Regions from separate parts of the Mus musculus genome. Here all the other regions are linked to region 3. A link is a loop called in an ENCODE intact Hi-C map of the cell type or tissue named here. Cell type or tissue: gastrocnemius. All regions are shown on one strand. Region 1 has its middle 49 kb from the start of Mir3109. Region 2 overlaps B230323A14Rik (RIKEN cDNA B230323A14 gene). Region 3 has its middle 50 kb from the start of Gm31469.

Region 1 (8,000 bases), 120 kb after region 3:
ACTGCATAGTATTCTTTTGTAGATACTTGTCTTAGGGTTTCTTTGCTGTGAAGAGACACCATGACTAAGGCAACTCTTATAAAGGACAGCGTTTATTGGGCTGGCTTCCAGTGTCAGAGGTTTAGTCTGTTACCATCATGGCAGGAAGCATGGTTGTATGCAGACAGACATGGTGTTGGAGGAGCTAAGAAATCTACATCTTGATTTGCAGGTAACCAAAAGGAGACTAGGAGCCCTCAAAGCCCGCCTACACAGTGACACACTTCCTCCTACAAGGCCACACCTATTCCAACAAGGCCATACTGCTTAATAGTGCCACTCCCTATGGGCCAAGCATATTCAAACCACCACAATACCATAATCCCTTTAAGAACCACCCTCTTCAATTGGATCTCTGTCCCCATTTCAGTGATGTTAGTGATCATGAACATTACAATGTCTTTTTATTCACAACTTTGATCACAACTTACTTGGGGTGGCTCCCTGGGGGTGGAGATAGGAGACCAGACATCTCCACAGTCTAAGGCTTGACACCTACTCTCAGGTTACCTTTCAGAGAGCCTGAGTCATGAAATGCCATCATTCTCCCTCATCTTCCCCCTCACTCCATGATGCTAGGTTTTAATCCATGCACTTGGCATTTAATTTTTTTAACATATCCATTGTGCCAATTCATAAGTTGATTGCCAACTTGACAGGATCTAGGCTCACATAGGAAACATATCTCTGGGTGAGTGTGTGAGGGAGCTTCCAGACTGAGTTAACTGAGGGGGAAGACTCACTTTAACTGTTGGCAGCACCATCCCACGGCCTGGGTCCTGGACTGTGTGGAAGAAGTGAGTGAGCACCAGAGCCCCTCTCTCTGCTTCCTGACTACAGATGCAACATGACAGCCACTTCATGTTCCTGAGGCCATGATGGACTAAACCTTCACACTATGAGCAGAAATAAGCCCTCCTTCCCTCTATCCCTCCCTCTGTCCCTCCCTCTGTCCCTCCCTCTGTTCTTCCCTCCATGCCTCCCTCCCTTACTTCCTTGAGTTACCTGTATCTTGTTATACAGCAATGAGACTAGTAACTAATGCGCCATTAGCTAAGCAGGCCATTTTCTGCAGCAGCTGCTTTACCTAGGGCACTGGCATAGCTCTCCCATAATTCTAGCCGGAGTTTGGGGCTCTGGTGCTCCTTGCTCCCTATTGTGATAGAACTCACCCACAGGTTGCATCAAAATGCAATCCAAGTCCAGCAGTTCTGTGCTGGTCCAAGATGCTCTGTCTAAGAAACCCCAGATGCTGCTGATCCATAGACATGGCTCAGGGATTTAGATCATCTTCTCACTGGTCCCTCTCAGTCCCCCAGATATGCCTCCATTTCCCAGGCAGCCTTCTCCAGGCAGGTCCCCTGCAGAATCAAGATGAGATTCCCCACCCGCTCCTTGCGTTGTCTTACATAATAAACCATGGAGTTGCAACGGGGCCTCCATTTCCCCATCTGTGGAGTGAAATAAAAATGAAGAGTAGCTGGCCTTGAAGCCTATCTCATCTCCACCAGGAAGGGATGTCCCCCCTGCTCAAATGGAACTCCGTGCCTCCTAGGTTCCCTCCCCAAAAATTTGTTCTTTCCATTTCAGCTTCCTTTAGAATATTTGAAACACTCACCAAGCTTTTATTTCTTTAAAAAAAAAATTATCATATCAATTCTCTTTTCTATTCCCTTGTAATGAATGCCTCTCCCTCCTTCCAGAGGCTTCCACAAAGTTGCAATCAACTCCCATCAAACTTGCCAGTACCTAAAGAAAAACAAACCACAATAAACCATCACGTGTCTTCCCTCTTTTTTTTTTTTTTTTTTTTTTTTTTTAATGAGAGGGCTGTGCCTGTGTACCACGGGGTTTGTGTTTGGAGGGGACAACTTATGACTTGTGGGAGTCCACTCTCTTGTCCACTGTGTGGGTCCGGAGGACAGAGCTCAAGTCATCAGCCTTGGAAGCAAGCACCTTTACCGGGCTGAACCATCCCAACCTTGCCTTCCACTCCCAACGTTCATTTTGAATATTCTGCAAACCCCTTCCATCCTGCATGTCCCTGTGCCCCCTATGTTTTGAGCTGTTCGCCATTCTTTGTCTACAGTTTCGAGGAACCTCATATAAGTCTCGTTTCTCTGAGGAGCAGCTAACCCAATTCCCCACTATCAGGACAAAGCTTGCTGATCAATAAGAGAACAAATCCCATCTTATTAGGTCCTGTTTGATCTTCAGATTTCAACTACGTTACGCTAGCTCCACAGGAGAGGTGCCAAGTTACCTCATAAAAATAAATTAGGGAAGCACCCAGTTGAAGAGAAAATGAATTTGCAACCCTTAGAATGTTCCAGAGTCCCGAATGTGTCCCGCAAGCCAAGCAAAATGCAAGGATTCCTTTCCCTGCCTTCTCTACGCATTTATACGCAACCCTCCTCTCTCCCTGCAGAAGAACAAACACTCGTTCTCTCCACAAACATTTTAGTGTATCCTCCTATTAGGGGTGGCTTAATTCCGATGTCTGCTGCAGTTTGTGTTACTGAGTTGCCGCAGACTCTGAGGAGGGTAGGGAAGGCCTGTAAGGAGCCTCGCTGCAGTCTGTCTGCTTAGATCACATCAAGATGGATACCTCATCTGGACCAGCGTGGAAGCAACCACGTCCTTCCTCCTCCCTCTGCTCAGAGAGCCTCCACAGGGATTAGATTGTTATCCAAGCTTCCTGGACTCACTCCAGATGCAGATTGCAAGGCCGGCTCCAAGGGAAACTTTAAAAGGTGACAGAAAATAGACCTTCAGCAGAGCGGGTTCAGAAAAACCACATAATAACCTTTGCCGAGTTTAACTCCATCTTAGATACCCATAAATAGACCTGCTTTCAGGAACTAAGAACTAATCCTACGGCGATAATACAAAGCCCCGTCTCTCATTCCGCAGCACCGTGCAGATTGCCTCAAGAATCACGAGCAATCTCCCCGACTCCTTAAGCTGTGTAATTCATTTCTGAGCACCCGTTCGAGAAACCTCATTAATTTAGGTGGCCTTTTTGCTGTACATCCGAGGCACACAAATATTTGGTATTTTTACCCGAGGTCGGAGTTAAAGAAAAAAATTAATTTCTCATTTTCAGAAGGGATTATGAACATGAAACACTGTGACAGTAACACGCGTCCATTACCTGATATTCTCTCTCTCTCTCTCTCTCTCTCTCTCTCTCTCTCTCTCTCTCTCTCTCTTCCCTCTCTCACATGCACACACACACACACAAGTAGAATACATGAAGATAAAATTGAAAGAAAAATGGGAAAGACTATGATAAAAGCAGTGAGTTTTCTGTAACCCCACCTCAATACTCCAATCAAACATAAGATGGAAGAGCTTTGATTGGGGAGGAAAAAGGGAGTCTTTGAACATGGACGGGTGGGTGCTGTATGCAGTCACTTCACCTAGATTTAGCTCTCTGAATTACCAAGTCCCTGGATGGAAGCTACACAGTCACCATTAAGCTGAGTTCACAATGGCCCCTAAAGGAGCTGGGACTTCAAAGGTGGCTCAATGGGTGTTTTCCGTTCTTCATTATACCCGATACAAGAGTAACCTGCACTAAACAATCCACTCTGCCTAATTAAACGGAATCTCTTCCTCTCTATTAAATATTTAGAAGTGCCAGCTGGGCATAAACATGTCACCGGAGAAGGTGGGAGGGGATACCCTCTTGATACTGGTCAATAACTGACTTAACCTCCTTTAAGCAAAGCTGTGGTCTGAATAGCACCAGGGCACATAAATTATTCTAATTACTTTACTATCAGTAAAAACTGTTTAGAGGTAAAGAGTGTTTATTCTCCACAATTATGCTCACAAGAACCATCAGGATATACAATCTGGAGGTGTGGGTCTTTGCTCCAGATACCAGCAGATAGCTTGTGGTATTTTCTTTTTCAATTATCCATGTCTCTAAAAGCTATGACAGTATTTTCTACCATGGTCCTATCCAGATTAGATAGCAAGGTTTTGTTTTGTTTTTAAAATATTTTTATCATAGTTCTTAGTATTTTTAAAAAGACACTTCATGTCTTCTTTGAAGACGGAATTTCTCTTAATGTGCTTCGAGTTTGTGTGGTTTTGTTTTGCGGTTAAAGCAAGAAAGGTGTGCAAATTGTTTGCTCCTTTTTGAAACTGGTGGAGGAATTACAAAGTTCTTTCGGCTCATCAAAGTAGTTTGGCTTGCATGCAAGGCTCACTGACAAACCTCCTAACCTTTTTTAAAAACATATGGTTTTTATTTGTAACAATATTTGTGACATAAGGTTTGTTCGTTATACAACCAGAAAAAAATTGTAGAAACCAGTGTTTGATGGCGATTATGAGTTGAGACGCTTTGTTGGAGCGCCCTCTTGTGACCAGGCTTCACCAATGCAACTTCTGTCCTAAAAAACATTTTTTTTAATGATTATTTATTTATTCATTCATTTTCGGAACAGCATTGATCTATGGGTATAGACATAAATATTTAGAGGAGACTTTGACATCGCATCTATTTTTCAAACAGTAAATATGTTCTCCACTTAGACTTCTGACATCCCCAGCCACAGGCTTTTCTTGAGCAGGTTTACAGTGACAGGCATGGATCTCCTTTGAAGAGAGCCTCAAATCCAATCAGAAAGCAGTTGGTTACCCCCGTAACGACCAAGCCATTGGGCACCTCCTAACTCCAAAAGCACTGAAAAGTGTATTTCACTGAAGTAAAGAAATAAGTGAGAGTTTTTAAATGTATGTGAACGCTTAAAATGTACATACAGAATTTCCACAGAGCAGAAAGTGCTTTGAAAAGAGACAGTTTGCACCCAACCCCAAGTGCCCATCAGGAAGTCACAAGGGAAACGCCGCTTATGCCCTGACTCAACACCTCTGTCAGATGCCAGTGGTGGGATTCAGATAGAGCCTAGACGACAACGACGATGAAAACGGCGGCGGCGGCAGCGGTGGCAGCGGCGGTGTGAAGGCTGAACACGGTCCCCATCACTGCCTGAGGCCCCCCAGCATGCTGTAAAGACATGTTTCCGTTGGTTAAGTCCTTAGTGGTTGCTGTCCTTGGGTGAAATGTGGTTTTTCTTTGAGACCCTCCCTCTTATACTTGGACATGAGAATTTCAGCAAAAGAAAAGACATTAAAGGAGTTAGTTATGCTAACTATGTAAAATACAGTGTTAAACATAATGTTAACTATGTAAAATGTAATGTTAACTATGTAAAATGTAATGTTAACTATGTAAAACATAATATTCTAAGTAAAGTCTTCTGAAAGCATTTTTATGCTTCAATGTTCACTAAAAATAAAGTTATTTGGGGAAGATTGTTGCATTTTACCAGGAAACCTGGGCTGAGAAATTAATATATTTTGAGGGCTGGAGAGATAGCTCAATGGTTAAGAGCACCAACTGCTCTTCCAGAGGACCTGGGTTCAATTCCTGGCACCCACATGGTGGCTCAAAACTGTCTGTAACTCGCACTCTCACACAGATGTACATGCAGGCAAAACACCAATGCACATGATATAAATTTTTAAAAAATGCTTTTAAAGAAATAAATACAATTTGAAATCACTGTGGTTATCATTCATAGAACTTTCTCTTTGAGATGAGAAAATGAGCATGCACTTATTACATATCTTTAATTTTATACAGTTTAAATTACTAATTTCGGCATTTAAAGTGTAACAGAGTTTCTTATTCATATAAGAAATTAAAAGCTCAATAATAATATTAAAAAGGAATTGATGAATGAAGACTATTTTCTTGAGGTAGAGTCTCAAAGTAGCTTAAATTATCCCCAAACTCAGTAAGTAGCCAAGGATGGCCTTGAACTTCTGATCTTTCTGCCCCCATCTCCTGAGTGCTGGGATTACAGGCCTGGTCTATGCCGGGTATATGTGGTGCTAGGTGATGAACCCAGGTTTGGTGTCTGCCAAGTAGACAGTCCACCCTCTGAGCTACCCTTCTAACCGAGGACTCCTCCTAGACACAGGATATTGTAGATCTTGAAAAAGCTTGAAGCTATAGTGTTCAAACTAGATGTTTTACAGGTTTAAAAACAAAACTAAACAGTTGAGGGCCGACGACCTCAGTTAACTCACTGACATCCACGTGGCCAAAGATCTGACTCCTGTAGGTTGTCCTCTGTTGTCGCCCCCCTCCATCCCACCACACACACACACACACTCACTGTGGCATGTGTGAACACAAGTACACACCCACAAATGTAATTTAATTTTTTTATTAAAAAATACAGTTCATCACATGAGGCATGCCCGTAACCCAAGCCCTTTGGGGACTAAACTGGAAAATTGAGAAAATGGATGAGAATCTATATCAATGAGAAAAGAAGAAATACAAACAGCAAAACAAAGCCCACGGGTGGGTAGAAGCTTATCCATGGTCAGGATAAAGAGCCGCCAACCTGGAACTAAAGCTGGAGCCGGAAGAGCATCCTGTTTCCACAATGAGTGCAGCTCACAGTGGGACTCTGCTGCCTTTCGCTTCCACTAAAACTTCTGCTCGCTGCTGGGTCTTTGTTACTTACTTGTCTCTCTGTCTCTCTCTCTCTCTCTGTGTCTCTCTCTCTCTCTGTCTCTCTCTCTCTCTCTCTCTCTCTCTGTCTCTCTCTCTCTGTCTCTTTGTCTCTATGTCTCTGTGTGTGTGTTCTCGCATGCACATGAACGTGAGTTTGCACATGTGGGTTCCTGCATCTACATGGGATGCTGAGGGTGGCCTTCAGTGGCATTCCTCAGAGGGCCCTGTCCCCTTGCTTTTTGAGACACTGTCTCTCCTTGACTGGAAGCTCACTGGTCACATTAGCTGGCAGACCCACAAGCCCCAGAGATCTACCTGTCTCTGCCCATCTCCGTCTCGCCAGCACTGAGATTACAAATGTGCGACACCACGCCCACACTTTTATTTTCATTGATGTGGATTCTGAAGGATGAACTCGGATCCTCAAGCTTGCACGACAAATGCTTCGCAGACTGTCTCGTTCTTTATAATCATAACCGGATTTTTTTAAGATAAGAAAGGCAGCTTTAGAAAACCCTCCATGCAACACTGGAAATAGGGCGCCCTCTCTGAAAATTTCTGGAACTCTTATCCCATGCCTATTCATGCCAGCCACAATTCTTATAAATTACAGAGTGTGGGGCTGGAGAGATGGCTCAGCCGTTAAAGGCTAGGCTCAACAAAAACTGTTAAGAATTACAGAATGTAAAGACCCGAGAATAGGAAGTTTGCCCTTAGGACCACAGCACACCTCGGAGACTGACCTCCATAGTTATTAGGAATAACTTTTAGTCACTAAAGAAGAGTCCACAGGCTTTGCTGTAGATTTTTTTAATTCCAAAAATCAGAAGCTCTCAAGTCTCCAGCAAATCCAGGGCTGTGGCCATTCTGCACTTCTCCACAAGGTGGCGCTCTGCCTCATTATAAACTCCTCCAAGAAGTGATGTTCCCAGCCTCAGAACAAATGGAATTGTGAACTATAGAGATGGTTTCATGTGCCTCTGTGCTTAGTGTCCTGACGTTACAGTTATAATAATCCGCTCCTCCCCCCAAAGTGGATACCTGTGCCTGCCTTGCACCCTGAAGTTCTGGTAAAGAACGTGTGATGCTCTGATGGAGTTTCAATTAGGTATAATCAAGAGATTACGTGTGTGTGAATGTGTGTGTGTGAGTGTATTTATGTGTGTATTCATGTTTTGTGCATGTATGTAAGTGTGTGAGAGAGTGTGCGTGCATGTTATATGAGTGTTTGAGTGTATGTTTGTATGTGTGTATATGTGTGTAAGCATGTATATTTGCATGTGTGCTTGTGAGTGTGTGTGCATGTTGCATGAGTGTGTGTTTGCATGTGTATATGTGTGTGCATAAGCATGTATATCTTGCATGTGTGAGCATGTGCCTTCTGGTGTGGGTTTGTATGTGTGTGTGCTAGTGT
Region 2 (8,000 bases), 170 kb before region 3:
CACACAAACACACACAAACACACATAAACACAAACACACACAGAAAAACACATACATAAACACACACACAAATACATATACACAAAAACCACAGATAAATACACACACATAAACACACATAAAAACCACAAATACACACACGAAAACACATATAAACACACTCATAAACATACACAAACACACAGACAAATACACAGACAAAAAACCCACAGACAAATACACACACACAAACCACAAACAAATATACATATAAAAAAACACATACAAACACACACACAAAACCACACATACAAAAACCACAAATAGATACACATAAACACACATACAAATACAGGCATAAACACACAAAAAGACTGCACAAACACACACACACACACACACACACACACACACACACACACACCTGAAAGTAGAAGGGAGAATAGTTGAGAATAAAGAGGTCATCAGGAGTGGGGTGGGGGGTGCAGTAAGAGATGATGCTGGGGATGAAATGACCATGATCCATTGTATACATGTGTAAAATTGTCAGAAAATTAACTCCTACTGCTACTGTTGTACTCACAGAATGAACTCTCTACCAGGGGAAGGCAGAGAGCAGGTCCATTGCTCACAGCTCCTGCTCAGCCTTGCTCGAAAGAACTCGAAGGTTCTTCAGTGCAGCCTTAAGATGGGGCAACTCTCACCAACCCCTATGTCAGCCCAGGAAAGTCCTAAGCCTAAGCAAGCAGCTGAGCCAGACCCAGAGTCTGAGGCAGAGAAACGGAGAGAAGAAGGTTGGTCAATCCATTTAAGCCGTAGGCTGACTCTTTACAGCATTAGTGGATAATGCCATTAGAATCTACAAAATATTCTTAGAATGAACCACTGAGCTGATCAGGTTCCCCTGAGATAGAAAAACTCTGTTGTATTCTTTAAAAGTCACTCTAAGCAATCAGAATTTGAATATACACAGACTATTTCTCTGGCATAAAAATATTCTACTTACTAGATATATTTTAGCAGGATATGTTTAGAATATGTTTGTTGAAAACTACAAGACATCAGAGAAATTAAATACCTAAAGAAAACAACACAAACAAACAAACAAAAACAAACAAAAAGCTGTGTCTACAGATGTAAGCCTCAATAGTATTAAAATATCAGGTTTTCCCAAAGAGGTCTAAAGATATAGCATGAGGGCAATAGGTTCTGCAAATAGGGATAATATTTGCAGATGATCCAGTTTTATATACAGGAAACTCTAGAACCTCCACATAAATAGTTTAGAACTATTGTGATAAACAAATTATATCCCCAGGACTTTAAATTAACAAATACAAACCTAGGAGCTAAAGAGATAGCTCAGCAGCGAGCAGCCATATTGCTCTTCCGAAGATCCAAGGTGGATCTCCAACACCCACATCTGGTGGCTCACAACCACCTGTAATCAGTTTCAGAAGGATCGCTTGCTTCTATGGGCAAAATACACTCACACACACATACCCCATCCCCAACTAAAAATACAATTAGAAATCAAGGTTTAGTGCTTAAGGTTTAGTCCCTGAAGGAAGAAGCCATGGCGAGCCACCTGTCTGCCACCCTCCATGACCCCACATCTTTGCCACATGGCTGGACCCTCGCTACAAAGCTTCCCTGTTCACAGAGGAGGAGGCAGAGCAGTACAGGCAAGACTTAATCAGGGAGCTAGAAATATTGAAATCTACTTCAGAGGATACGGCCACCTCCAATGGCTGTGACTCAGGGTCCCCTCTTAAAGATGCTGACACAGAGGCGAGCCTGTGGTCACTCGCACCAATAAAGAGAGGTCAGAGAGAGAAGCTACCTGAAGACCTGGTGCTTGCATTATTTGGAGAAAGAGTTGCTGAAACACAACTGTGACCCACTCACCTACTGGAACCTGAAGTGGTCATCGTGGGCTGGGCTGTCTACCTTAGCAGTCCGATTTCTGGGCTGCCCCCCAAGTACAGTCCGCTCAGAAAAGCTGTTCAGCACACCCAGGGAGGCTGGCAGCTTTGGCCAGCCTAGGCTTATGATGGAGCATTTTGAAATGCTTGTCTTTTTAAAAGCGAATCTCCCCTTAATGTGCTTGCAGTATTGAACTCAAAGATGGAGCCACCAGACTGGAAATGGGCTTCTGAGTGCTAGCTATTGTAGGACATCAGGCCAGGCATCTGGGGCTACCTCCCTGTTCTCACCGTAATCTCCACAAGTGCCTTACTCCTCCTTCAGGCCAGGTGTCAAGGTGCGTTTCCAGAAGCCCACTAGAAACAAACTCTTGGCAATTATGAAATAGGATGATCAGGTTTAAAACTATAGTGTTTTTTTTTAAAGAGGGGATAGTAATATGTTTTACTAGAATGTAAGGAAGATGTAAACAATTTTATTATGTAGGGTTTTTATTCAGTTGTGTAAAAACCACAAATCAGGTTCTGTGTCTTAATTGAATACTTTTTTTAAAGATTTATTTATTATTATATGTAAGTACACTGTAGTTGTCTTCAGACACCCCAGAAGAGGGCAACAGATCTCATCATGGATGGTTGTGAGCCACCACGTGGTTGCTGGGATTTGAACTTGGGACCTTTGGAAGAGCAGTCAGTGTTCTTAACTGCTGAGCCATCTCTCCAGCCCCCATTAAATATTTTAATTGCAACAAAATGCTTTTGTGTGTGGCTGTTAAACGAAATCTGTAAATAGGAGGTGGAAGTTAAGTCATCCTGACTGAACATCTATTAACCACAGGCTCCAAAAGTATATCAAAGAGAGAATATTTTGGAAGCTGTTTACATTGCTGAGCCAGGCATTTGAAAACAAAACTGAACTTGGGCGTATCATGGAGTATCCGTCAGGTGGCTAGTTGGTCATGAGAACGTCCCCAGGTCAGGAGTTGTGTTCAGGTTTGACATGGTCAGTTCACTCAGAGACACCCCTCTTAGCATGAGCTCCTTGCAGTTGGATCCAAGTTTTAAAGTCATGCTTAGGAGATGATATGACACATTTACAGCACGTGCCCTGTTGATCAAACCTCCATGTCTCTGATTTATTTTTGTGTCTCTCTACAGTAGATCTATTTCATAAGAAGTACGCACTGACCCCTCACAGTTTGACCAGATGTCGCTCAGATTCAACTTTGAGGAGGTAGCCTGATGACAGGGAAAGTGCTTGTTTATTGCGGTCATGAGAAAAGCCTCAGGCATTAAGGTTTTTTTTCCTATGGTAGGGAAGCCTCCACCATCATTGGGGCATTACAGAATCCCAAGGACATCAAAATGAAGTATCAGCTATCAGACTCTTTACCAGACACCAAAGTTTTTGCTTATGATGTCTAAAAAAAAAAGTTTTTAATTTTCCCATTTCAAATCAATTAAATATTATGGGTGAAACAAAAATCACTCATTTGCCTCTGACCTTTTAGAAAAAATGTTTTGTTGAAATACTGTGTGTAGGCTCGGTCTGAATTTGAGTGGACATGCTTTAGTGTATTTATAAATGATGAACTTGGATTCTGAAATTAAACTTTTTATTTACAATTTTCACACACACACAACAACAACAAAACCAACCCAAAGTTCATAACCATACAGTCTCATAAGTGGTCATTTGGAGGAAAAAAGCCCACCACAAATACACACATAAAATAAATAAAATAATGTAAAAACAAAGAGACTTTATAATCAACAAATTTCACTATTAGAATTAAGTTCCTTTCTTCCTTCCTCCCTCCCTCCCTCCCTCCCTCCCTCCCTCCCTCCCTCCCTCCCTTCCTCCTTCCTTCCTTTGTTTCTTCTTTGGTTCCAATGGTGTTTTTAATTTAATTAATTTTAGTTCTAATTATATATATTTTTAATGTTATGTGTATGAGCATGTGCCTACTTGTCAGTTTATGTGCCATGTGAACGCAATGCCCAGAGCGGCCAGAAGAGGGCATTAGAGCGCCTGAAACTGGGGTTACCAGCAGTTGTGCGCTGCCTTGCGGGTACTGGGGCTGAAAAGTCCTCTGTAAAAGCAGTAATCTCACTTAGTGTTTGCTGAGGCATCACCTCAGTGCCCATCGGGGCTTCCCCCGCCCCTCACAACTGGAATTCCTAAAAGATGTTCTGTATGAAGAGAAATGTCTCAGAGAAAAGATGTGAGATGCAAGAAGAAAAAAACCGATCAGACAAACTAGTAAACTATACAGTTATTTACTCCCTTAAAATAATAATGTCAACTTAGTTGGGTTTAAATCGCATACAAACCTCTGAGCAATACAATGACAAGTTAAAAGTTTAGCCGGGCAGTGGTGGCGCACACCTTTAATCCCAGCACTTGGGAGGCAGAGGCAGGCAGATTTCTGAGTTTGAGGCCAGCCTGGTTTACAGAGTGAGTTCCAGGACAGCCAGGGCTATACAGAGAAACCCTGTCTTGAAAAAAACAAAACAAACAAACAAACAAACAAACGAAAAGGTAATAATCTTGTCGTGGGTTCTTGTATTATTTATAAAGGTAGTCAGGCTATTCATTGTCTTCCAACTTTAAAGTGTGTGATAAAATCTTAAAGCCATAGAAATGGCCGTGTAATTCACTGGTAGGGTGCTTACACAGCATGTAGGGCGTGAGCTGGAGAGAGGGCTCAGCAGTTAAGAGCACTTGCTGCTCTTCCAGAGGACCAGAGTTTAGTTGCCCGCACTCATGCCCACAGCAGCTCACAACCACTCCTAACTCCAGTTCAAGCAGATCCACACACTCTTCCGTTCTCTGTAGGCGCTGCACACACATGGCATACACTTGCATAGATGCACAGATAAATAACAAATCATAAAAAATAAAAACCTCTAAGAAATTCCAAGGATGTTAATGAGGCACATCTTTGGGTAAAAATCCAGGAGGAACCAGGCCTTTAGTCCCAGCACTTGGAAGGCAGAGGCAGGCCAATCACTTGAGTTTGAAGTCAACCTGGTCTACAGAGTGCATTCCAGGACAGCCAGGGCTACACAGAGAAACCCCGTCTTAAAAACAAACACAAACAAACAAGAATTCCTGGAGGATTTTACAGGGGAATTAACTGAGAAGAGGAGGATTCCCCTGAGTATGGGGAGCACCACCCGTGGCAAGGGTTCTAGACTCAACAAATAGAAAGGGTAACCAGTGAAGGCTGAGCACGGACTTTCCCTCCCCCTCCCCCTCCCCCTCCCTCTCTCTCTTTCTGCTTGAGGGAAGAGTCTTAGCCTCATACTCCTGGCTGTCAGGGAGACATGAATAGAGAAAGAAAGGGCTCTACTGCCTCTGACCATCTAAAGTGCCCAGGATCCTGCTACGTCAGATATGTCCCCTGGCTCTTTCCCTCAAATTCAACTCTATGTGTGGCCGCAAATAATGGAAAACAGAATAAAAATGTCCTCTCTTGACTAGAATATTACAGTTTTTTGTTTTTGTTTTTTTAATTCTGCCTTCAATGCAAATCAAATGGCAACCTGTGCCAGATCTGGAATTGCATGCCTCAGTTCGTTCTTTTTTTTAACGAATATTATTAGTTAGGTAGCAATTATGGGGGAAGTGCCGCAGATAAAGCATTGGAGAAAACATGACTGTCAACCTTCAAAAGACTTACATCCTACAGGGATAGACCAGCTCTCAGTAGGTTCAAAATTGCCCATTTCGATGTTCTTTTTTTCTATTAAAAAACAGTGAGTAATCTCAGAGTCATTATATTTCAGAGCAATCGGACAGCCACATTCACCTGAGGTGAACATGTCTCCCCAGGGGTGGCGCTTGGTGTAATTAAGAGTGGGACTCACAGAGAGGTTCTTATCGTATGGCTTGGTAATCATGCGACATGAACCCAATTTATTTCTTATTATGCTCAAGTCAGAAGGAACAGATTAATGCATGAAAAGGAAGGGAAATTTTTTAAAGGATAGTTTGCATCTTCAGTGAGATCCAAGACATCAGAAACATAAAGCTATGAGCATTGTGGTGCACTCTTGCAATACTGGTACTCAGAAGACTGAGGCAGGAGGATTGTGAATACAAAGACAGGTTGGCCCCTATCTCAAGCAAACAAACAAACAACAAAGAAAAAATAGAAGTATTTGGATTTCCTGGAAATTAAGAATATGAAAGCCAAAATAAAACACGTAGAAAAGGGTTATATCAGAAAGGGCATGCCAGCGCGGCATGCCAATGTCTCATGCCAAAGCCCGATGACTAAATTGAGGGATTTCCTCTGAAACCAGCACAAAAATGTCAACAGGATGAAAATTTGAAGGATAAACCAGGTACCAGGTTCTGAGCCAAATATCACATCAGGAATGCAAGATTTATCTAACTAGAGTGTGGGAAGAGAGAAAACAAGATGGATATAAACATGTGCATATTTCCCTAATATAAATGACATAGCAAATGTCCTCAGGTACAGTGGAGATGGAGAAATGACAACACACAACTTCTAGACGAAGTCTGGCTCACAGTTTGAGGTACAGTCCATCATGGGAGAAATGGTCTGGAGGCAGCAGCCAAAGATTGCCAATTATAATTGCACCCCCAGTTAGGAAGCAGGTAGACTAGGAACAGGAAGTGGCGTGGAGCTATAGAACCCCAAGACTCACCCCTAATGACCCACTTCCTCCAAGGAGGCTCCATCTCATATAATCTCCACAATTTTCCTAAACAGAACCAACAAACAGGGACCAGACATTCAAACATATGACCCTACTGCATTCACAACACACTACTCCATGGCTTTCCGGGTGCCTTTGTAATTGAGCGACTCAGTGTACTAGAGTCATCTGGAAAGAGATGGTGTTAAGTATATCTCTAGCATTGTACTGCAGACTATTTAAAAATATCAGGAAAAATGTGGCTCTACCTACAGGAAAGTTGACATTGGAGGGGAGACCAAAGAAAACTGTTGGAAAGTGGTTCTAGAGAACGCCCTTAAACTATCTTGGTGTGTTATCCAACTTATGCCCACACAATCTCCTGCCCTGTGAGATGGGATACTTCAGAGTGAAGGTAAGTTGAAGTCAGAGGTTGTTCAGGGAGCACAGATTCAGGGCTTCGGGGCTGCGTGGTTGGTGTAAACATTGGAAACTGTATCATGACCCTCATTCTTTACAACTCTCTGATGCTTCACCTACTCTTACACAAGAAGAAACCTCACCTTTTGAAAAGTAGAGTCCTCCAGCAGAGTCTGAACAGCGAATCTAATTCAGTAAGGTGTCCGTTGTCTCTCAGGCTTCACCATCAACCTGTACCTACAGGTTAGCAAGGGATGGGGGTGGTACGGATGATCCCAAGAGCCCACCCGGGAATCACATCTTTAAAATGGAAGAGCCACCTTAAAAGTCATCGCCACTAAGAAACACATCTGTGGGGTCAGTGAAATGGCTCAGCAAGGAAAAGCACTGAAGGCCTGAGCGTGGCACCTGGAGCCCACATAAACTCGAATGCAATGATGCACATCAGTAATGGTAGCACGCCTTCCACTCCTTCAGTGAGGTGGAAGTAGAGACGGGAGAATAGCCGGGAAGTCTCATGGGCCAGATATTCTGGAGTAAACAACTCAGTTGGGCAGAAGCAGTGAGAGTGATGTTGCCTCAAACACGAAGTAGAAGACAAGAACTCATTCCTACAAGCTGTCCTCTGGCCTCCACACATATACCAAGACACATTTATTAACAAAAAATAAGTAACAAAATGTGTGTGTGTGTGTGTGTGTGTGTGTGTGTGTGTGTGAGAGAGAGAGAGAGAGAGAGAGAGAGAGAGAGAGAGAGAGAGAGAGAGAGAAACATTTTTGCCTAGAATATTACCAGCCAGAAACATTTTTCTTTTTCTGGAAGCTATTTCTTTCCTGGTCCAAGCAAACCACAAACCTGTCGGCAGGACAATCTGGTCCACAGGGTGGAGAGCAGCACACATCCCTGAAGAACATGGCATTATTTATTGACTATCTGCCTCGCTCACATCTGTGAGACATGGAAGCTCAATGATGGTTTACAAGACCATCAGTTTTAAACAAC
Region 3 (8,000 bases):
CTGGAAGGGGAAGGCTGCATGGACATGGTTTGAAGCCATGTGCGTTTCCTACAGACACCTGGCCTCCTGTGGTTCACAGAGCAGAGTTTTGCTTCTACAAAGAAAAAGGCACAGAGGGAGGAGTAGGAAGGAAAGGTGAAGATCATCTGCAGAGAATAAAAGTGCAGCATGCATGCGACCATTCCAGGCGTTGGATGCAAAGCCTTTTCCTTCCACAGGGCTCCAAACATGTAAAGTACCGTAAATGTTTGAACCTCTTTCTCTAAAGTCTACCTCAGTCTCCAGTGTTCGACAGCTGTTACTAATTCATAGTGAACACGTCCCTCCTTGTAGTCCCTGTCATTCTCCACAATCACTTATTGGATACTAGTCCTAGCTAACTGTCTCAGAGAAATAAGGCAACCCAGGCCGCTTCTAAAATGGCACCAAAACACAGAGGGAACTACTCAAACTTTTCTGAGACGCAGCCAACCTTGTAAGAAATAACAAGGAAAAGTGTTTCCCCAGCCCCAGGTGCTAGAAATGAAGCAATGCACACTGCTATGGCCACCATCTTGTGCAATGAACAAGGTGGGAAAATAGAGATTCTAATGGCAAAAGGCTGGGCCGAAGAAGATGGAGCAGGGCCTGCTAGGGGAAGTTGCCAACTAACAGGAAGTCAAGATTCTAGGAGATACAAGGAAGGGAGGTGTGGCGGTTTGAAGGAGAATGGTCCCCATAAACTCATAGATCTGAATGCTTGGTCCCTGGGAGTGGCACTATTTAAAAGGATTAAGGGGTGTGGCCTTCTTGGAGGAGGTGTGTCACAGGGGGTGGGCTTTGAGGTTTCAAGAGCACAAGCCCAGCCCAGTTGCTTTCTCTTCTTACTGCCTGCAGGTCCAGATCCAGAACTCTCAACTCTTCCCCAGCAGCTCGCCCGCCTGTGTGCTGCCGTGCTCCCTGCCATGATGTGCTGCCGTGCTCCCTGCCATGATGATAACGGACTAAACCTCCGAAACTGTAAGCCAGCTCCGATTAAATGATTTCTTTCATAAGAGTTGCTTGGTCACGGTTTTTTTTTTTCTTCATAGCCATAAAATACTGCCAAAGACAGGAAGCCATAGTAACTTCAGCTTTATCCAGCTCCAGGAGGTAAAAAAATATATATATATGCTACAGGAAATCCAGCCCCAAACTTGCTTGGGTCGTGCTCTTCCAGAGGACCCCGGTTCAATTCCTAACACCCACATAGCAGCTCACAACTCTCTGTAACTCCAATTCCAGATCTGGCACCCTTACACAGACAAAATACCAACGCACATAAAAATAAATACATCTTTTTAAAAAAAAATAGAGGCTAGGAACAGAAGATAGTATAAAGGAATGAAGCAGGCAGTGGAGGTGTGCAAGTCTAAGTCTGGAAAGACAGCTCTGCATCTAAGAGTGCCGGCTGTTCTTTCAAAGGATCCAGGTTTAGTTCGCAGCACCAGTGACAGCTGATTCACAGCCCTAGGAGGACCCGATACCCCTTCTGGCCTCTGAGGGCAGCCCTGCTTCTGGAAAATTCTGGAAAAACGTAATCAAAGTGGAAAATTAAGCAAATGATCCAAGTTGCTATAACAAAGTACCACAAGCAGGGAATCTTAAAACCACAGAAATATAGGTTCCATCTAGCTCTAGAGGTTACTAGTCTGAAATTGAGGTATTGGCAGGGTGGCACTGCCCGTGGCCCTCCTACTATGTATCTATGTTTAAGCTTCTCTTGGTGATAAGGACAGCAGTCACAGTGGGTGAAGGCCCATGCCAACAACCTCATTTCAATTTGATTACCTTAATGAAGACCCTATTTCCAAATGAGGCCACATTCTGAGGGACTGAGACTTAGGTCTTCATTATGTCTTCTTTTGAAAGATACAACTTGACCCATAACGCATGCTGTAGAAAAAAAATGTGGCATTTTGAGCAAACTATATCAGTTATGAAAATCAGTCATGACATTGTGTCATTTGTGACGTTGGAGAACCTAGACAAGTGTATGTTAGGTGTGTATGAGTGTGCCTGTTTGTCTGCATGTGCACCGGGTGTGTGCCATTGCCTGTGGAGGCCAGCTGATCCCTCTGGAGCTGATGTCACCGATGGCTGCGAGCTCCCAAGTGAGCATGGGCCCTCTGAAAGAACAAACAGCCACTGCTCTTAACCCTGAGCTATCTCTCCAGCTCTGGTAAGATGACATTTTGACTTAGAGATTCAATACTAAAATGTAATGATCTTTCAGAGATAAGTGATAGAGTGCCTAACTTTACTGTAAGCGGGGAGAAGGGTCAGGGATTAAAGCAAGCAGCTCCTTGGAATAAAGCCAAAACAGGATGGTGGCTGGCAAGAAGTGATGAGCCAGGCATGGTGACAGCATCTTTAATTCCAGCACTGGGAAGACAGAGTCAGGCAGATCTTTGTGAGTCTGAGGCCAATTTGGCTACATAATGAGTTCTAGGACAGCCAGGACTTCACAGACCTTGTCTCAAAAAACAAAAAATCACATTTTAAGTCATAGAATTTAATTGAACTAAAGTAGTCAATTAAAGACAAATATTCTGAAGGTTTTAGTAATTTAGTTATGTGCCCCTCAGAAGAATCAAGTATTGAAATACAATACCACACACAATTAAGATGAAAGGATGGAAAAAGGTCTACCATCAAATAGAAATTAAAAAAACAGCTTAAAAGTACTAACCTAGAGCGGGTGGTGCTGGCTGTGGTGATCTTTATTTCCAGCACACAGGAGCCAGAGGCAGGCAGAGCTCTGTGAGTTCAAGACCAGCCTGGTATACATACAGTTTCAGGCTACCCAGAGGCACATAGTGAAACCTTGTCTCAAAATTTAATTTAATTTAAAAAGTATTAAGGCTGTTGGGGGAAAGCTCTTTGGAGGAGTTAAGAAGGGTCATTGGTTTATAACAAGGAAAAGAAGTGGGTCATGGGAGACAGCGGCACGGTGATCAGAGATCGGGTGAACCAAAGCACATTTCCTCACCCTGCACAAAGTAAAACCCTTAAACAAATCATGTAAGAAATTGATAAACTTGTCAGAATGCCAGGAGGGTCTAAGCACGCCTGTTTTAGATGGGCAAGTTTAACCAAGGTGCACCCTTTGTCTCTACAAACAAAGTATAAGGTCCACAGCTGTCTGTCTTCTGCCAAACCGAACATAAGATAAGATGTATGACCCCTCCCGGAAAAATACTGACATTCAGCTAAATGGGTGGGAAGCTAAGTGCTCCGGGCGAGTCCACAGCTTAGAAAGCATGTGCTAATAATTCATTACTGTTAGTGGAGACTTCCCTTTTAACAAGCACAACTATTACAAATGGAATAATTAATGAAGACATAAAATAATGGATTGAGAAAAACAGAAAAAGAAAAGTATGTCACTGTCCTTCCTCTGCAGTATTTATGAGAGGCCAGATTCATTTCTTAAATTATTAACTTACTGCGTAAGATAACTTATATTCATCCTAAATGAAGGGAGAAATCTACCTAAAAAGATTAAGACTGGTAAATAGAACTTGCTATGATTCCCATAAGACGATAGCGGCAATGCTGCCCCCTAGTGGCTGACTCCAGCAACCTACTGTGACCTGGAGGAAAAGCTTTCTGAACCGTGGGTCATTTTCCAAACAAAAGCTTTAAATATAGGCCACAGAGTTGATGATTGCGTAAGTGTTCGGTCAGTGTCTGTTATTAATGTCATTCCCATCATTACCATTTGTATTATGCTTAAGCCTACTGCTAAGAGTCTCTGTGGCGGGTAGCTATTTCCAGGCTGACAGTCAGACCACACAGCAAGGGCAATGTATATCTAAGGAATAATCTTCAGTCCCTTTTCTCAGGAGACAGTGGGACAGACAGTGGGACACTTAGCCATTGCCTTCCTAGTCCTGCTAGCACAGTGCACAAAGAACACCTTGGAGATTAATAATGATGCCCTGGAGAACCATGGGCACTCATCCCCCACCCTAGAACTCAATGGAACAGCCACATGGCCACCTACCACTGAAAGAAGGCAGGCAGGTCTCAGGTACAGTGACAGCACATGAATGTGTGTGTGTGTGTGTGTGTGTGTGTGTGTGTGTGTGTGTGTGACAGATTAAAGTTTGTAACTTCACATTAAGAACAAGCTCAAGTCTGATTTCATCATCAGAGGTCCTCTTTAATTGAATATTATCATCTACAGGGGGAAGCAATTTTACTATTTCTAGCTTTTAAAAGTTTGTGTCTCAAACTGAACTTGCTGAGAAGGCTTGGCATACACCGTCCGGGCTTGAATCTCAACTGTTGGCCGCAGAGCAGCCAGATAGCACTCAGTCTCTCTCCAGAACGGCAGCTGCAGGACCTTGCTTGTCTTAGCTTGTACATGAACTACCATAGGGTGTAGGTGAGGGCCATTTCCACGTTGGTTTTGTGATCCAATTGTGTGGCTTTAAGATCAATCAGGAATGCTTAACTAGAGAGATGGCATCTTCTTTCTGGAGAGTTATGACTAAGCAAATGAACTGGAGTTGGGGGAAGGAGGGAATGTGGGCCAAGCCTCCTGAAGGTGACTTGGGGGTCTGAAACGCACAGCCCTTAAAATGTCTTGCTGCCAGTGCTGAACCCTCAGACTTTTTGTAAAGGGAAAGCTGTGGATGGTCATTCAAAGCTTAGCACAAATCAAAGCAGCCAGCCATTTACCAACTTGGCTGCTTTGATAGTTTTTTAAATATTGTCGATACTTGAAACCAATATGGGCCACCTGCTCCAACCAATCAGAACACCCAAATGTGAAGGAATGCGCTCCACTAAGTGTTGACAAAGGGTACAGAGCTTCTGAACTCACAGTGCCTGTAGAATCATCCGGAAGTTTCTTAAACACCTGCCCTATGACCCGGTAAGCTCACTCCTGGGCACTTATTTAAGATAAATGAAAAGATCCTCACAAAAATCACTTATATAGGGAACTTCTCAGAAGAGAGGGTAACAGGTTGTAAAAGCCAGAGGTCAGTGTGTATGGCGCCCATGAGCTTGCTGCAATTACGGTTTCCTACACTAGAGCTACACAAGATACATCATCAGAAGCAGTCAACAGTCCAGCAGGAAGCATCAATTTCATTCGGTGAGCTACTGAAAACGATTGGGGTGGGGGGAATTTTGAAAAGGTGGAGAGATGCCCAGTAGGAGTGGGATAAAGGGCTGGGGCTTAGGTAAGATCAATATACATTATTCACATGTATGAAACTGAATAAATAAGATTTTTAAAAAAAATAAACCCAATATACTTTTCCATTTATCTAAAGTTTAAGAAGTAGTTGCAACAACAGACACATGAAGGTTGGAGACTAGTCCTAGAGAACCGGGCTTCACACCAGAGCAAGTCCAGACAACAGCTTAGAAGATGAAAATGTACAAGTTGCTTCGAGGGCTGGTTACACAGAACTTCCTTGTACCAACACCACACACTTAATAACTGTGACTCTCAGTCTTTGTAAAGCATGCCTCAATTCAGAAACAGCTGCTAGTTCCAGTTCTGAAATTTGCTGTGATAAACATTTTGGTTTTTAAATTATCCTGTCAGTGTGGGAATGTGCACTCCACAGCTTGAGTGTGTGTGTGTGGGGGGGGGGGGCTGGGGGAGAAAGGGGGCTGGGGGAAGGAGAGGGAGAGGGAGAGGGAGAGGGAGAGATAGTCCAGTGATTAGGAATGGGCTCTCACCTTCTAGCTTGAGGTAGGGTCTCTCCTTTCTGTTGTACTGCCAACCTGTGTGTTTCCCAGGGAATGTTATGGCTCCACCTCCCATCTCACTGCAGGAGTCCTGAGGTTACAGATGTTACCCATCACAATTGGCCTTTGGGGGGTCACCCTCAGGTCATGCTTGTAGGGCCAGCACGTTCCCATACTAAGCCGTTGCCTCACCAGCCATGCCAGGATGAATGTAACCCACTAGAAAACAACTTCCAGGCATAAGGCCAATCTAGAAATGAAGTGAAGGTCCTTAGAGGGGGAGGTCTTGTCCATGTATAGTGTCATCCGACACTGTAGAACAGCAATGCAGAAATCAAGGTGGGCACAGCTACAAGATAAGGGAGGGGCTAAGCCTTTCGGAATATGCCGTTTGAAAAATGAGTCCTAGGCGGTCTTGAATCTCGGCCACTTGCCCTCGATAGGAATAGTTAAATGATAACAAGCAGGGTCCATATTTTTAATTAACTCAACACTAAATGGTTTTATTTTCAAAGCAGGGGCACCAGCCAGAGCCCAGATCTCATTTTGAATTCTGTATTCTCAATTCATTCTTTATCCACAATGCTCGGTTTATGATTTTACTAAATTTCTTCATTTGAATGATGGCCTTGTGGTCAACAGCGGGCAATATATTTTTCTTATATAAATTTTAAATACAAAGGCAAATGACATGGAAAAATTAGAATCGATGGCTTTGGGACCCAGGCCCTTGGACGTCACAGGCAAACACTGTGCTCCTGACTTGAATCTGCAGGTTCCACTTCATGTGGGTTGTATTTTTCATACATCATGGGTTTTTATAAATTTACTGTTCAATCCAGCAGCCCTACTTTGTTCACAAAATATAAGCAAAACAAATATGTCGGGGTAATGATGCCGGGAGTCTCCCTTATTGAAAAGAGCAGTTTATTAATACCTTATTGCTACAAGCTAGATCTTATTATCATCTTGGGTCATTTAGAATCTTATTAGGTATTCTGCTGGTGGATGGGTAATCCTGTGATAAATTCTTTGGCATGTCCTTCACAGTTGTCATAGCAGGACCATAAACGGCATTTATAACTATCTCGCCTAGAGGAAGTGGCTGGCAATTGTCTGCTTAGCATGCAGGAAATATTCAGATCGTCTGAGTCTGGGAAGATACCAGCCCATGAGAGAGCTCTCAAAGTTTGCACAGCACAGGTTTTCCTGAAGACTCCCCCCCTTTGAAAAAGGCACCAGGTCAAGAATGTGGGGACCAAAACCCATTTGGAAGCCACCCAAAGTTTTTCCTGCCCAGTCAAGCAGACAGCAGGGCAGGGCCAAGGCAAGGTTGGTTCATCCCTGAAAGGCTGTTCGAGGCTTTGCTCTCAAACACCACATCAAAGCACCTGTTATTGTATATTGAGTAATCTATTTTAAACATTTGATTTCACAAATTAAATTGTGATTTTTTTCCCCCTGAATTAATGTTTAGCATCTAATTAGTACATCAGATGAGAAGATGAATCTAAAGGGGCATAAGATTAAGAATGTAATTCCCAGCATAAGCTACTCTGGCTGTACACAAAATTATAAGATTTCAACACTTATGCAAATCCTCTCTCTCTCTCTCTCTCTCTCCCTCTCCCTCCCCCCTCCTCCCTCCTTCTCTCTCTCTCTCTCTCTCTCTCTCTCTCTCTCTCTCTCCCTCGCAAGAGAGAGCTGTGTGTGTGTGTGTGTGTGTGTTCTTAGGGAACTGTGAATGTGGACACACACATACAAATCCGCCACCGCTATTCCTAGGACAAGCCTCCTAAGGAGCAAACAAGACCATGTAGCCCTTTCTCACCCCAACCAGCACTATGTGCCAATACACACTTCACGATAACTCACAAGTAATTTCTCTTTATTCTTTAGCAACTCTGAGTGTTTATTAAAAACAGCTGCTTTGTCTGGAATGTTTTTGCTCTTTTCCCCCACTACACCCAGGATGTCTTAAGTTAGATTCTTATACAAAGGAACAGAACCGAGGATTTCTAAGGTAATTTTCAAACACAGAAGAGGGAGTGCCTAGGAGTCAGGGAGAGGGAAGATCAGGCACGGGGATCATTGAGCGGCTTGTTTGCCCAGCTGATGGTCCAGCCTCTGGGAATCTGTGAGAAAAGGAGACAGGAATCTGGGTCTTTTTCTAGTTATTCTCCTTAGACATTGCTTGTGAGCTGATCCTAAAGGCAATTTGTGCCTATCTAGAACAGAAGAAACCCTGAGTTACACAAACAGCTGGG

The links. A loop is a pair of places that touch in the nucleus more often than their neighbours do. Peaks named below come from ENCODE experiments on the same cell type or tissue, not always from the same donor. Only the 100,000 strongest peaks of a DNase experiment are listed, where the experiment ranks them.
Region 1: it touches region 3 in a loop (6-fold over the local background); 8 of 42 quality-filtered maps call a loop at or near these places.
Region 2: it touches region 3 in a loop (2.0-fold over the local background); 3 of 42 quality-filtered maps call a loop at or near these places.

The regions. Positions count from the first base shown.
Region 1 is chr9:69,502,181-69,510,180 of GRCm38, reverse strand. No RefSeq gene overlaps it. Among named protein-coding and RNA genes, the nearest start is that of Mir3109, 49 kb to the right of the region's middle. In gastrocnemius, CTCF peaks have their summits at 4,411 (motif pointing left) and 7,457 (motif pointing right); DNase peaks (open chromatin) are centred at 2,687, 4,408 and 7,466; H3K4me3 peaks cover 704 bases.
Region 2 is chr9:69,786,699-69,794,698 of GRCm38, reverse strand. The region is part of intron 1 of B230323A14Rik (RIKEN cDNA B230323A14 gene); the gene reads right to left. It also overlaps the pseudogene Gm18745. Among named protein-coding and RNA genes, the nearest start is that of Gm51684, 19 kb to the left of the region's middle. In gastrocnemius, a CTCF peak has its summit at 3,914 (motif pointing right); a DNase peak (open chromatin) is centred at 3,937.
Region 3 is chr9:69,619,100-69,627,099 of GRCm38, reverse strand. No RefSeq gene overlaps it. Among named protein-coding and RNA genes, the nearest start is that of Gm31469, 50 kb to the left of the region's middle. In gastrocnemius, no CTCF peak of the experiment used is centred here; a DNase peak (open chromatin) is centred at 3,579.